Regions from separate parts of the Mus musculus genome. Here all the other regions are linked to region 1. A link is a loop called in an ENCODE intact Hi-C map of the cell type or tissue named here. Cell type or tissue: heart. All regions are shown on one strand.

Region 1 (5,000 bases):
GTGTAGTGAGACAGGCTATGTGGATTTAATCACAAAGTCACAGACCCTGCATCTTTCTTCCATTTGTCTTCAACTTAACCCATGCCTTGTTGATTTCCACAATTCACCAGTTTGTTAAATAGTTCATCCAGTGAGTGCTTTGCTTATGTTTTATGCAAAAGAGCAAGACCCTCAGAACCTCACATGTGGACTGAAGACGCTGACATTTGATGAGCAGGTTACAAAACGGGTGATACACGACACTACCGCTTTCAAATTATGACTCTATTACTGAATTGTAACTACAGGACCGTGGAAGAGATCAGTGAGTGGCTAACTTGATAAGCTACTCCAGTCAGTGAGCAATCTGTACAAACACATCTGGATTCTAACAAACAAACAGCCATAGCAATATGTAGGTGCGCTGGTGGTTGGCAGAAATATTCGTTGTGGGCAGGTGAGTGTTTTCAAGGGTCTAAAACCTCATGATGTTATTATAGAAGACAATATGAATATTGCCTAAAGTTTAATCTACCATATCATAATAACAAAGTAATTGTGACTATAGAGTCAAAATAATTAAAATATAAACAGACAATCGTGCAGGGGGCTAGAGAAATATTTTAAAAGGTAAAGGCACATGCCACTTTTGCGGGACTCTAGTTCATCAGTTCCCAGCATCCATGCCTGGGGACTGACAACCACAGGTAACTCCAGCTCTAGGGGACCTGACACCCCACACACACCTCTTCTGGACTCTCTGGGCTCCTCTCCTGCACATAGCTTCCCCCTACCCCCGTACACAGAGACATAATTTACAATCAAAGAAATATTTCTAAAAGGTTAAAATGCAGAATAAGAAAAAAATAAGAATTAAACTAGAGATGATGGGGAAACTTGGAATTATACAAAACTTTAGATTTTAGTATGGCCGTTAGAAATGACCAGTGGGGACTGAGGAGAAAGATAGCTCCACAAAAAGTTATCCAAACTAAAGGGGTAATCTTTATTTTTTCATTTGAAATTCTAAGGTAGAGTTCCTGATGATAAATGTGACTTATTGGTTTTTAACTATAGTCATTCATAAGGGAACTATATTACTTCTATTCTGATAGCTTTTAAACAAAACTGAAGCTAAGCTGGGAGTAGTGGCCCACGCTTTTAATCCCAATAGTTAGAAGGGAGAGGCAGATCTCTGTGAGTGACAGGACAGCCAGGGCTGTTATACAGAGAAACCTGGGTTTGGAAATACTAATAAATGAAATAAAATAAAATAAAATAAAATAAAATAAAATAAAATAAAATAAATTGAAGCTAACATAATAAATATTATGAGACAACACTGAATCTCAGTTAATGAAACCTTGCCAGAAGACTCTGCTTACAGCGAAAGACATCAGTATGAGTAGCAAATTTATCCAACTACAAAACATGATAAATTCAATGAATCAATCATTAGGCAAGTTGCCCTTCTACAAATGAAACACTGACCAAATGGTTTTCATTAAATTGCCTGAAAACCTTCCATATCCTTGTAAACACAAGAGATCTGATTATAAAGGGGTGCTGCCGGCAAAGAACAATAAACTTTGCATGAACCAGCTGTGACTTCACAACAATTGCTGTACTAACGATTCCTAGCATTTCCTTTATATGGAAAGAGCCCAAAAAACGGGGTTAACAGACACAGGCCCATGACACCTAACAGAAAAAAAGCGAAATGAGCCTGTGTTCCACATGCAGCCTTGGGCAGACCATCTGTGTCCGTGGTTCTCAACCTGTAGGTTGCGCGCCCATCGGAGGTCGAGCAACCTCTTCACAGGGGTCGCCTAAGACCATCAGAAAACACAGATATTTACATTGCGGTTCATTACAGTAGCAAAATTACAGTTAGGAAGTAGCAACAAAAATAATGCTACGGTTGGGGGTCACCACGACATGAGAACACTTCCCAGACAGGTTGATCAGTGAAAGTTACTTCAGTCAGTTCTCTTCTACCTTGTTAATCTTTCTTTTTGAATGTACTTTAAAACTGTATTTAGAGGCCAGGAGGTAGTTCAGTGGGTAAAAAGTACTTAGGGCACAAATATGGAGGAGAGATCTCCTCGGAACTCATGTATAGCTGGAGGCAGCTGCCCACGTCTGTGTTCTTAGCGCCCCCTACCGGGAGATGGGAGGCAAAGACATGCGGCTCTAGCGGTTCACGAGCCTCTTGGCCTAGCCTGTGAAGCAGCGAGCATGAAGACTTCATTTAAAGGGAGGCAAGAAGCAAGAACTGACACCCAAGGTTGTCCTCTGACCACATCCATGTGTCTACACTGCTCGTACAACGGCAGGCACACCCATGTGAGCACACAAGCAAAACAATTAAGATTTAAAAATCTATGCTTTTGAACGATAGATACTAACACAACTTACTAATACAGAGAAGCAGTTTCATCTGACTAAGCTTGGGTGTCAGGTGTGTCATCAGAGCCCCATCCCCTTTACTAATATGCTTGTGGTCTAATCCTATACTCCCCTTATTTTCTAAGGGAAAGGGGGGAAACTAATCTAGTTTTATTGTTTTTCAGTGAAATTCTGTGGCATCCTGGAAATGCACACAATTACTAGAATGTTCTTCGAGGCTCATTGCGCAAATAAACTCATGGGTGAGAAGACCTTCTTTTCCTCGAATGTGTCAATTTGGGGGTGGGAAATTTTTCAGTGACTGATTAAAAAGGAGAAGACTGTTGTGAGCTTGGGTGGAAAGGTCTGTAGAGGGCTCTGATTTCTCGTGCAAAGCCAGGGTTGAGGATGGGGATAAATATAGAACGCAGTAGAAAGAAGGCCCGGCCCATTTTCCTGGCTCTGTCAGAACAGAGGTAGGAAGGATATGAAGATTTCATAGGAAACCATTTTCATAGAAATCTGGCAATTGAAGCCATATCTTCACAGAAAATGGTCCTTCCTTCTTTTCTTCCGTGTAACTCAGTGTCACAAGAAGAAACCTGAAACCAAGGCCAGAAACAAAGGAGCCAGCCCAGAGTTGGCACTGGCTGGCTAACATCCCCAAAGCAGAGGAGAAAGAGGCAAGCCAGGAATTGTGGATTCCTGGTACCAGCTTTTCTCCTGCCTTGTCTCCAGATCAGGGCACAGCGCCCAGAGCTTTAGAGTCCATTTTTGAAGAACAAACCAGTTGTCAAGAGCATATAGAATTAAGAAATATTCAAGACACGAGGAGACTTCTCTCCTACGAGGAAGATGTGTCTGAGATGTGTAGGAAGAGGTGAGAGACCGAGGGAGGGGAGGGGGATGTGGACAGCCCTGCAGGGAACCCTGAACAGGAAGCTGTGTTCACAACAGCAAAAGAGGAGAAACTACCAATGAGTGTGGGACAGCAAGAGAATCTTAGTAACCATGACATAAGGATAGTCCCGATGGGGGAGCTGGAGGGGACTCCGTAGAAGACCATCAGAGTCAACTAACCTGTACCCTTGGGGGTTCCCAGAGACAACCAAAGGGCATACAAGGGCTGGACCTAGCCGCCCCCAGATGCAGCTTGTTCTTCATGCAGGTCCCAATAACTGGAGCAGGGGCTGTCCCTGACTCTGTTGCCTGCCTGTGAATTCCATTCTCCTAACTGGGCTGCCTTGTCTGGCCTCACTGGGAGAGGATGTGCCTAGTGCTGCAGTGACTTGAGGTCACAGGGTGGGTTGGTACCCAGGGGGGACTCCCCCCCCCTTCTCAGAGGTGAAGGGAGAGGTTGGGGGAAGTGTGGTGTGAGGGGGACTGGGAAGAGAAGGACACTGTGATTGGGATATAAAGTAAATGAGTGAATGAATGAATGAATGAATGAATGAATCGAAAAAATAAAATAAAAGTGAGTTGAAGAAGAGGAGGAAGAGGAAGGAGAGGAGAAGGAGGAAGAAGAAGAGGAGGAATCGATGTACCCAGAGCTGTTAGAAACTTGGGCTATACATGTGAATGATGCTGACTGATAGCTTCATAAGAACTGACAGGGATATACCATGGATACTTTGAGTTATGACTGAAGGGCAGGGGCCCTATCCACACATAAGAGCAGAACCTTGATGGGAAAGGAAGACATAACTGAGAGACAGCCAGGAGGACTGTCCTCACACATCCAGGCTGCCCAACCAAGATCTCCAGAAAGGACCTTAGGCCCATTCGGCTTTGTTTGGATACCAGTAGGGACCATCAATAAACTCAAGGGAGGAAAGGGATAGGATCTGAGGTATGGGACACTCGGCTCTATTCGGACCCTTTTTGGACACGAAGGGAAAGGAAATGGATGTCAGAGGTGTGAGACAAGCCCGCTGCTCCATTGCATCTGAATGGAGATTGAGCAACGGGACCAAGGCAGGGAGTTCATTGATGGGAAGGGTGAAGATGTGTATGAACTAGACAGGGGTGGTGGCAGACACCTATAATCCTAATATTTAGGAAGTAGAAGCAAGGCAATTTTGACCTCAAGTCCAGAATTAGTTATATATCAAGGCTGTTTCTCAAAAAACAAAAACAAACAAAAAAAAACCCAAAAAACAAAAAACTAGGCTGGGAATATGATTCACTTAGAGAGCACTTGCTTAAAATGTATGTTCAAGGCCCTGGGTTCCATCTACAGATTTATTATATATATGAGTACACTGTCTCCGTCTTCAGACACACCAGAAGAAGACATCGGATCCCACTACAGATGGTTGTGAGCTACCATGTGGTTGCTGGGATTTGAATTCAGGACCTCTGGAAGAGCAGCCAGTGCTCTTAGCCGCTGAGCCATCTCTCCTGCCCACATTTTTTTAAATAACAGAGTGAATAGCGCTTGGAAACTGAAAAAAGGGAGCCCCTCTTTTCTGCCTGCCCTGGTGGACATCTGCATGTAGAACCTCAATTCACTGAGACGTGAATGGAAGGATGTCAGCACGGAATTATCACCAGGTATAGGGAGGAGGAGGCTAGACCCAGCCCTAAATGGCTTGGTGTGTGTGGCTAATCTACCTCAAGTATACCCAAATGGA
Region 2 (5,000 bases), 630 kb before region 1:
GCCAAGAATTCCTGTGATATTTCCTCAGTATCAGATATGCACTGGTGGATTTTAATCAACCTACTCAGAAGTTTTAGGACTAAGAAAACTTCCTTCGAAGTTTTCCAGAGAGAAGTTTCAAGTGTGTCCAGCAACAGGTCTGTTTTCCCTGGCTCCATCCCTGCTCTGGCTGTGGGTAGGTCACGTGAGCCTGCTCCTTGTCCACCTTCTATCCTGAACTGGGTATCTCCTCAGACAACCAAGGACAAAGTAGGCAGGGGCAATGTCGCCCCCACAGTCTTTCATTAGGTCAATGCCGCGAGTATTTTCTGAGCTCAGCTTGGGTACCGCCCCGTAGCACAGAGGAATACCGAGCGGTGCTGTTTAGTCTAGGACCTGTCCTGATCTCTGCCACACAGTTTTACCCTCTTACATCGAAGTCTTTGAAGAGGACCTTGAGGGCAACACACTGTCCTTAATCCATTTCACAGAGGGGGAAACAGAAGCGGAGAGAACTAACCCGCGTCACAAAATTACCAAGTGGAGGGGGAGAGCCAGGGTGTGAACCTAAGTTGCCCTGGCATCAGCTAGGATGTGTAAGATTCACAGAGAACCCCAGGGGAAGGTGAGAGAGCAGATACACGCGCTTAGGATGCAGGCTTTCTCTCTCAGAAGCATCTTCACCACGGACCGCGTCACAGACCCACCTCTCTCACTTGCGGAAATCGTGCATGTTGAAAGATCTGCCAAAGACGTTTTTGCATCTGTGCTTATAGGGAGCACAGAGCAGCATCTGCGTAAGTGAGGTGTTTGGGAGTGGTCTTGGGAACCTCAGTAGAAAGGTTTTCTAGGTCACAGACGACTAAAAATGCAAGAATTTTGGAATTTGACTTGCTTATTAAATCAAGCACTTTCTGAACTTTGCTCCAGAGATAAAGAAATGAATATGTATTAGCTGCTCATTAAATGCTGTTTGCTTGGCTCAAGGATTTTCTAATCCACAAGTCCAAAGAAAAAGGTCTCTCCCTCATTTCACAGGTGAGTGAAGAAATGGAGGCTCACAGGAGGAAACAACGGGCTGGTCCACAGTAAGGAACAGAACCTGGGTGTGCACTAAATTCCAAGCTCAGAATGTGGCTGTCTGCGAAGGACCTCCTCATTACCTCCTAGTAACAGGCGTTCTCCTCTCCCCGAGCATCTCAAGCATCTCAACAAGTGAGCCGAGCTTAGCACTGAGTCCCACAGAGAGGATCCCCTTTGAAGACACTCTCTGTTAGTATACAGGAGATTCCACTGACCTGCTCAGGGACCTAGCAGCGGCTGCTGCCAGGTGAATACTGTGGATAAATGGACCCCAGCCATCCAGCATCTCTCTTTGTCCCTTTGCCTTCTCCAGTTCTCCCGTTCTCTCTCTCTCTGTCCCTGTCTCTCTGACTCTCTGTCTCCCCCATCTCGTCTTTGCCCGCCCCTCTCTGTGTTTCTCTCTGTCTCTTTGTCTCCCTCTGTCTCTCTGTCTTTCTCTCTCTCTGTGCTCTCCTCCATCTCCTTGTCAATATCTATCTCTCCTCTTGTTCTCATTCCTCTCCTCTCCCCAATAAACCTCTTAAGCTAGATGTGTTGCATGGTGTAATTTCTCAGAGGTTCACCTTGGCACTGGTCACCAAAGGTACCCAACCCCTGGCTCACAATTTTTAATCATAACACTTGGCATGAGAGAAAAAAAGGTGGGGGGAAGAGTGAGGTGAAAAGTACTTCTTTAACCAGCTCTAGCCATAAGGTCCCTACTTAGACCTTAACCTTACTCTGGAAAGCCGGTGTAAGTTCTAATAGCTCAAGGCCTGGGCTGACCCTATCAGACTTCAAGCACCTGCTGAAGAGAACTCAAGGCTGCCAAAAAAGCCTTCCTTCCTTTTCAACCCAGCAGGGGGCGCCACTTTCAGTAAGTGTGGGCACCACTTTCAGTAAGTCCCAGGTAACAGACCCAGGTAGGTGTGTGTCTTATGATCCAGCCGCCTTCTTCCTGACTCTACTGTTCCCCACTTGTCCCTCGTTTCTTCTTTCTCCCTTCACAGCACACAAATCAAGGTTGCATTCGGTCTGTCCTGGATTCTATTCCCTACCACACTGGTCTTATTGATTAAAATACACCCTAACCATTCCAGTGTCTGACTTTGCTGTTTGTGACACCAGTAAGCTAGGGCAGAGAGAGCTGTCAATCAGTGCCCATTGATCTCAGTTCTCCACTGCAGCATCAACATTGCTGTGACCCCCACTGATCCAACCTGACTCCTCTTCTAGCAAATGTGATGTCCCAAACTTCCTGGTTCACTTCTTCTATTCCTCCTTTTGTAGTTGTTTGGTTTTGAAGGTGAAAAATAGGAATGGCCTGAGTTCTGAGTTGGTCTGAGTAGAGGCTTATCACAGCTTTTGAGACAGATGAATATCCCAGGACCTTGAAATAGAGCATCCTTCCCACACTTCATATCTCAGGAATGACTTTAATAAGTGTACTGTCTTCTTGTTTGATTAGAAACCACATAAGAGGGGGCTGGGGAGACGCCCCCAAGATTAAGAGTATCTGCTGCTTTTCTAGAAGACCTGAGTTCATTTCTACATCATGAGATTCAAAACTGCCTCTAACTCCTGTTCCAGGGGCTACAACACTTCCTCTGGTCTCTGCACCACCCCCACCACACACATACACATAAATAAAAATAAATCTTAAAAAAAAACAGCTTAAAGGGGGAAAGATTTATCTTGGTTCATGGTTCAAAGGGTACAATTTATTATGCCAGAGGTGGCATAGCAGCTGAAGTGGTTCCATCTGCCATGGCTGGGGCTTGAGGTATCACGCCTGTTCACAGCAAGGCAGGTCAGAAAGAGGAGGACATCTAGGGCCAGGACCAGAGATGTGTATCACATGCAGAGTCCAGCCAACATAACCCAGCCAGCCTCGCATCCCAAATGTTCTATAACTTCTCAATAGTGCAATAGCCTCGATTAGGGACCAGGTATTAAAGCACATGAACTTGCAGGCGCCATTTCAGACTCAAAGCAGAACACTAAGGAGCCTGGGGAAGCAACATGCTTTTCACAGCCTAAGGGCTGAGTGCTACAGAGAAAGAACTCACCCCAGAGCTGTAGCGACTGCGCCCTGTGCTGTTGCCGGAAGTGGTTTAGAGGACTCTCCATGGAGTCTGTGCTTGCCAGAGGAGATTCAGAGCTGCCGGGCTCCCGCTTAGCCTCCCAGGGAAGGATCCTTCAAGGCCTAGCTTCTTCACACCAATCTTTGCTGTGTGCTTTTCAGAAGTATCCGTGGTGTTCAGGTGTCGGAAAGCTTCCAGATAGCCGAGGGCTTCTTAAACTGCGTAAGAGAGGTGGCGCATTCAATACGGAAACCTTTTCAGAACCAAAGTCAAGTGTCTTAGTGTTACTACTGCTGCTGTAATGAAACACCATGGCCAAAAGCAACTCGGGGAGGAAAGGGGTTGTTGCATTCACAGTTCCATAGAACAGCTCATTATCAAAGGCAGTGAGGGCAGGAACTCACGCATGGCAGAACCTGGAGGCAGGAACTGATGCAGAGGCCACGGAGGGGTGCAGCTTACTGGCTTGCCCAGCCTGCTTTTTTTTTATACCATCTAAGACCACCAGCCAGGGATGGTACCACCCATATTGAGCTGGGCCCTCCACGATCAATCATGAATTAAAATGCCTTAAAGGTTTGCCAACAGCCCGATCTTAAGGAGGCAGTTTCTCACCTGAGGCTTCCTCCTCTCTGGTGGCTCTAGCTTGTGTCAATTTGACATAAAATATACAAGTATTTTGGTTGTGTTATGGCTTCTTTGTAGGCGGTAGGGACTGTGCTGAGGGCACAGGCCCCCTCTATGGTACTTTTCTCTTCTTGTGGATTTGTTCAAACACACACTTGAAGATCTAGTTATCTCGAAAAGATCTGTGTATTTATTGGTGTTATGAAGTGGAATGTATTTACACTCTATTGCTTGACCATATCACATTTTTATATTTTCATAGCACTCTGCCAGGTAAATGGGAATTAGAAGTGAATCGTGTGTGAGATAACACATGGGTCCTGGAGATTTCTAGGGCTTTCCCTCCCACTGTATGACCTGTCTACACATGTCATTGCAGCGCAAAGTAAACACACAAGCAGCTCCAGATGTTGTGAGTGTGCTTCAGGGCCCCCACAGCGGTCTGTTAATAGGATATAAACTCTCCCATTTCACAGATGAGGAAACTGAGACTTGGAAAGTCAACTTCTGCAGGTCACACACTAACTGAACTGGGACTCAGACCCAGGCCTGCCTTACCTCAAATCCTGTTGTCTTTCCACCTACTGCTTGGCCTACTAAGTACCCTGACATCTTCCTCTTAAAGATCCACTATCCTTGGGAAGTAGGGATTGAGCCTTGCTCTCTAAGACAGAGAGAGGAGAATTTGTGGGGAAGCAGGACCGCACCAGCAGGAGGAAAACAAGCGAAGTCTGAGAAGGACACAGCCATGATGCAGAGGGAATCAATGAGATGCTCATGGCTGTTTTTTCTCCCTCGCAGCTGCCTCTGTACAAGGGTACTTTCCAGAAACTGTTTAGATTCTTGTCTTGATGAGATGAAACTGGAGCAGTTACGGGGTGGGGGGGGCGGCAGGGGGACCCCCCTTTCTCACTTTTCTTTCCCTCCCTTTAACCTGAGCTCAAAAGAAAAAACAAAGAAAAATGAAAAAAACCAAAAAGCCCCTATAAACAGCCACCAAGTGAGGCAGGCCTGGGAAATACCTGGGTTTGAGCTGATGGTGTGGGTGGTTACCACGAGAGGCCTGTGCTTTGTGACAAAGTGGGTTTGAGGGCTTGAAAGCAAAGCAGGCAGCTGGCATCTGCCATCCCTCCCTGTGGGGCTCTTGCAAAGGATGCAAGCCACAAAGACATTGTCCTGACAGCAGCCCACTCACCTTTCAGCAGATGAGAATGTGCCCATTTTACAGATGAGGAACAAGGTCACATG
Region 3 (5,000 bases), 640 kb before region 1:
AATGGGGGAAAAAAAAGAAGAGGGAGCGAGATGTGTGCGGACATGCTTGCTTTATCTTGTCATGGGGTACCCTCCCACGCTGTGATGCAAGAAGGCGGCTCTCAGTAGATGCCACCATCTTGATCTTGCACGTCGCAGCCTCTAGAACTTTGAACCAAATAAACATTCTTTCTAGACTAACCAGTCAGTGGTATTGACTTACAGCGTCAGAAAATAAATTAATATTGTATTAGTAACCTTGCATATCTTGCACAAGTATTTTAGCTGTACATATCACATAGATAAATGTTGAAAGAAAACACACCAGAAATATTCATTTCCATCGATAGTGGGGTTGTTGGACGTTCTCATTTACTTAAGTTGCTTTTCTGGTTTTTGCTTGTTTGTTTTAGGTTGTATCCAGGAGTCTAAAGATCTCTCACGAGGGAAGACTATGTATGCTAGATGGGTTGACACAGCTTTGTGGTTCCAATGACAGTGAGGTGTCCAATGGCCTGGCGTTGTTTCTAATGTCCCGAGACAAACATTTTAGTGGTAGCAAAATCAAGGTCAGAATGAAAAACTTGGTGTGCTCTGGAATGCAGAAGAGACCCATGAGAGACTCAGCCATGATTTCAGAGCTCCCAGAAAAGGGTTTAGCATTAACATCCAGGGTCGATGGAGGCAGGGATGTCCCACTGTACCATAGAACATGCTTTAACTATGGAAGTGCCCCGGTAATGTCTCTGTGAAGCTGGGGACTGTGCCGATAATAGGGTGGAGGTTATTGCCAGAGCAGAACCCTTTATATTCAGTCCACCCATTTGTATATTTGACTTTCACACAGTATTCTATTTGAAGATGGACACCATGTCAAAATAGTAAAGTAACACGGATTCTGGCTATACACTAGCTCTCCATCCCTGTGATAAAACACCCAGGATGGCTTATGACCTGAGAGGTTTTATCTTGGCTCATGGGTACAGAGGTTTCATTCTTTCCTTTGTAGGCTCATTTTCTGGAGCTAATGGAAGGGAGCGTATGATGGTAAGAGAGACTCAGTGGAACATAGCTGCTCACTATAGCAATAGAGAAACAAACAAACAAACAAAAACAAACAAGGAAAACATCCGTTGCAGTTCCGGTTCCCCCGTCAATGGGATACCTTGTCCAATATCCTGCTTTCTTCCGGCAAAGACTACAGTATCTTCCAATGGTATCCCCGGTTGGTGACTGTGCTGGTTAGTTCTCTATCAGCTTGACACAAGCTGCCGTAGTCATCTAAGAGGAGAAAATCTCAACTGAGAAAATGCCTCCGTAAGACCTGGCTGTCCGCAAGCATGTTGGGTGTCCTTTGAATTAACAATGGATGGGGGACTAGACTGGTGGTCCTGGGTTCTATGAGCAAACCGGCTGAGCAAGCTATGAGGAGAAGTCAGTGAGCAGCGCCCCTCCACGGCCTCTGCATCAGCTCCTGCCTCCAGGTTCTTGCACAGTTTGAGAATCTGCCTTGGATTCCCTTAATGGACTCTATGACTCAGGACATCTAAGCCAAATAAACCCTTTCTTCCCCCAAGTGGCTTTTGGCTTTTTATGATGGTGTTTCATCACAGCAATAGAAACCCTAAGACAGTGACCAACCCTTGAGCACATGCCACCTTTTGCAACAGTACAACATACATACCATAATATTTAGTCTTTACTAAAGCTAAACAGATGGCCGCCAGCTCTCCTCCTACAGACCCACTTTTCTACCTTTATGGTTGAGATTCAACAAAAAGGCAATGATTGTTTTCAAACATCTTTTTTAAAAAAGATTTATTTATTGTTGATTGATTGATTGATTGATTGATTGATTATAGATACAGTATTCTGTCTGCATGTATGTCTGGATGGCAGAAGAGGGCATCAGATCCCAGTATAGATTATTATGAGTCCCATTTGGTTGCTGGGAATTGAACTCAGGACCTCTCTTGAAGAATAGCCAGTGCTCTTAACCTCTGAACCATCTCTCCAGCCCCTCAAAACTCTTAATATTGCCAAAGAATTAACCCCCAAATCAACCTGCTGGGGAAATCACCAGCTTTCCTTAACATTCTTGCATGCATTGAGCATGGTTGTCTTTAAAACTCTGTGTGATTCTGATGGATGTTTAGATGAAGTCCTTTATTGTGCGTGACGCGTTGTGAGGATGTGTCCCCTCCCCTTGGGGCTATCTCCCAAGCCTCTCCCTCTTTGGAGAAGACCTGTTGTTCCCTCAGCTATCCAAGCAGGCTTGTGCTTGATTTTTAGTCTCATTAGTCCCTCATCCAATCACAGGAGTTGGCTTCTGGGAAAGCCAGAGCTATAATAGGGCTCTTGTGAAAAACCAAGATGTAAAGTCTCTCCTGTCCCCTGTTCCCGTACTCTACCTAGACCTGCAGAATTTCCAGGTACCTGTGCTAACAAGCAAGCGAACAAGCGGAGGCCTTCCAGGTCCAGTTGGCCACACATTGCTACTTAATAGTATACTAGGGTTCCTGACCAAAGGGTGTTCAAGTACAAGTTACCAAAGAGGTGGGGGTCTAAAATAGAAATGTTAAACGGCAACAAGAGAATGGCCACCAGGTGGCGCCATAGTTCCAAAATACAATCTTAATCCCAGCTGTGAAATATCAAAAGGCTTATTGCAGTGATTCTCTTCCCATCTTAGGTTTGTATCGAGCTACTGTCTACAGCTTGCACTGCCACGGTCAGCCAAACCTCTCAAGTTTGTTCATATTACTAACTCAAAGGTAAATTCAGTGGAAATTCAAGGGATGCAGAAGTGGGGAGTGGGGGGTGTAGGGGAGTGTTTAAAGTGTTTTAAACAAAACCAGTGGAGTTAAAAAATGAGTATTTATCTCAGCAACAGAGAGTTTAAATATGTATTTAAAAGCCATTTAACATATGTTCAACATTTAGATGTTAAATATGTACATGCATGGAATATTCTAATATGTAAATAGAACAGAAAATAGATTTATTTATACAAAATTGTATGCTGTATATATTTAAATGTTTGTCTGTTTTCTTCTTTTCTTCTTCTGTCTTCATTGTATCTTTTTAAATTTTTAAAAAAAGATTTATTTATTTATTATATGTAAGTACACTGTAGCTATATTCAGACACTCCAGAAGAGGGCGTCAGATCTTGTTAGGATGGTTGTGAGCCACCATGTGGTTGCTGGGATTTGAACTCAGGACCTTTGGAAGAGGAGCATCAACACCGCCCCATCCCTGCCAAGGTGGGCTCTATTCCCATAACCATCAGCTGGAATCAGTCCTTCACCGTTAACTAGAGCGCAACCCGCCCCCTCCACGCCCCAGGAAGTGCAGCACTGGATAACAAGGAAGAGTGATGAGAAGATGTCAGAGAACACAGAACCATCTAGAACAACTGAGTTAAAACAACATCCATAAAAATTAGAACAACTTTCTGAAATGGAAAATATCTGCCCCCATAATGCCCAAGGCAAATTAATTATAGTTCAAATGAAAGCTGTTTCTTTCAGAAGTGTTTTATTTTCCAAAGTCAATACTGCAACGCTTTTAAAGTTAGAGAGAAATGCAAAATCCGTGGGCTTCAGCCTTTTGACCCACATCAATAACTGCCAGGAGACGCTGGAAGTATATTTAGAACTTTGAACATAACGTGGTGTATGGCATGAAATGTTTACGGGAAGCCAATATTATTGCTTGCATGAGAAAGCAAGGAGACATTATCAGGATTCCTAGAGCTAAGAAAATACTGTCCATACTTCCTTACCCACAAAAGCAGGACACAATTCTTACTAAACAAGACCAGAACAGTTTATGATCACAAGAAGTCATTAGCAATAATTTTAAGTGGACCATAAAAATAAAGACCAAGAATGTGATTTAAATAGTAAATGTACTATGCATAATAAAAAAGCACACACTGATGAAAATCGTATCTCAAATCCTTTATCCAAATAATTTTTTTATTGAAAGTGGATTTTTTTCCCTTCGTACATTTCGATTATGATCCTGAAATTTCACAAGATCCAGAAGTGAAAGTAGATTTTGACAGTAACTAAAACACTCCGGCTTGTTGTCTGAGGTCAGACGGGCCGGTCGGTCACTGGGGGTGAGAATTCTCATGGCAGCAGCTCAGCTACAGGAGTGGAAAGGAACTTCAAAACCATCTTTTCAGAGCTATGTTTCATAAGACACCTGCACATGGCTCTCAAAGTATTTCTTTACATCTTTCTTCCCTTACGCTGGAAGGGCGTAGCACAGCTGGAACTCACAGCCAAAACAGAAATCAGAAATGGAAGCGCTCCACCACACACATTGGCCTTAGCTGACCCACAGGACAGTGCCACCTACATCTTACAATGAAATTGCGTAGTTCAGTAGGTATTTACAAAGATATTTTTTCTGTCTTGTCATCAGAAAGCTTAACAGAAAGGGGCTTTCTGTAATGTAGAAATGTTTTCATAGTTTTAAGGGCTTATGACCACTGTGTCACGAGTATTTATTATAGCAAACAACTTCGTCTCACATTCACTTGTCGCTTTCATAGAACGTGGCTTGTCGTTCAAAACCTACACATAATGTGCAATACCCACTTAGGTCAGGGTGAACCCTATCTTCCTTTATGAGACCAAATAGATAATATGTAACATTCTGTGTTTGATATTGCCCCGAGGAATTCAAACCAGGACAGGGGATATGCAAATGGGCATTCCAATCCAACTTTATGTTTAAAGTTTTCAACTCTTTTTACCCCTTTGTGTCTTTGTGAGTGTGGTTCCTGGGATGTCCCCCATAAGTCGCAGTTTGAATACTTGGTCTCCAGTTAGTTATTCGGGGAGAATTAGGAGACATGGTTTTGTTACTGGGGCCTGGCCTAGAGATTTCAAAGACTCCTGCCATTGCCACCACAGGCTTTATTTATTTATTTATGAATATGCACATAGGCCTTCAGCTAGGCTTGTGACAAGCTCGTGACACAACCTGTTTATGCTATTCAATGTC

Evidence for each region. A loop is a pair of places that touch in the nucleus more often than their neighbours do. Peaks named below come from ENCODE experiments on the same cell type or tissue, not always from the same donor. Only the 100,000 strongest peaks of a DNase experiment are listed, where the experiment ranks them.
Region 2: it touches region 1 in a loop (2.4-fold over the local background); 2 of 42 quality-filtered maps call a loop at or near these places.
Region 3: a loop joins it to region 1, with 3 times the contacts of the local background. A loop is called at or near these places in 4 of 42 quality-filtered maps.

The regions. Positions count from the first base shown.
Region 1 is chr8:46,308,500-46,313,499 of GRCm38, reverse strand. All of the region lies in intron 3 of Gm39168 (a long non-coding RNA gene), which reads right to left. Among named protein-coding and RNA genes, the nearest start is that of Gm39168, 9.4 kb to the right of the region's middle. In heart, no CTCF peak of the experiment used is centred here; a DNase peak (open chromatin) is centred at 2,169; H3K27me3 peaks cover 248 bases.
Region 2 is chr8:46,943,281-46,948,280 of GRCm38, reverse strand. It overlaps a transcript of Enpp6 not described here. Among named protein-coding and RNA genes, the nearest start is that of Enpp6, 41 kb to the left of the region's middle. In heart, a CTCF peak has its summit at 1,895 (motif pointing right); no DNase peak of the experiment used is centred here; H3K27me3 peaks cover 1,373 bases.
Region 3 is chr8:46,951,213-46,956,212 of GRCm38, reverse strand. It overlaps a transcript of Enpp6 not described here. Among named protein-coding and RNA genes, the nearest start is that of Enpp6, 33 kb to the left of the region's middle. In heart, CTCF peaks have their summits at 2,553 (motif pointing right) and 3,217; a DNase peak (open chromatin) is centred at 2,522.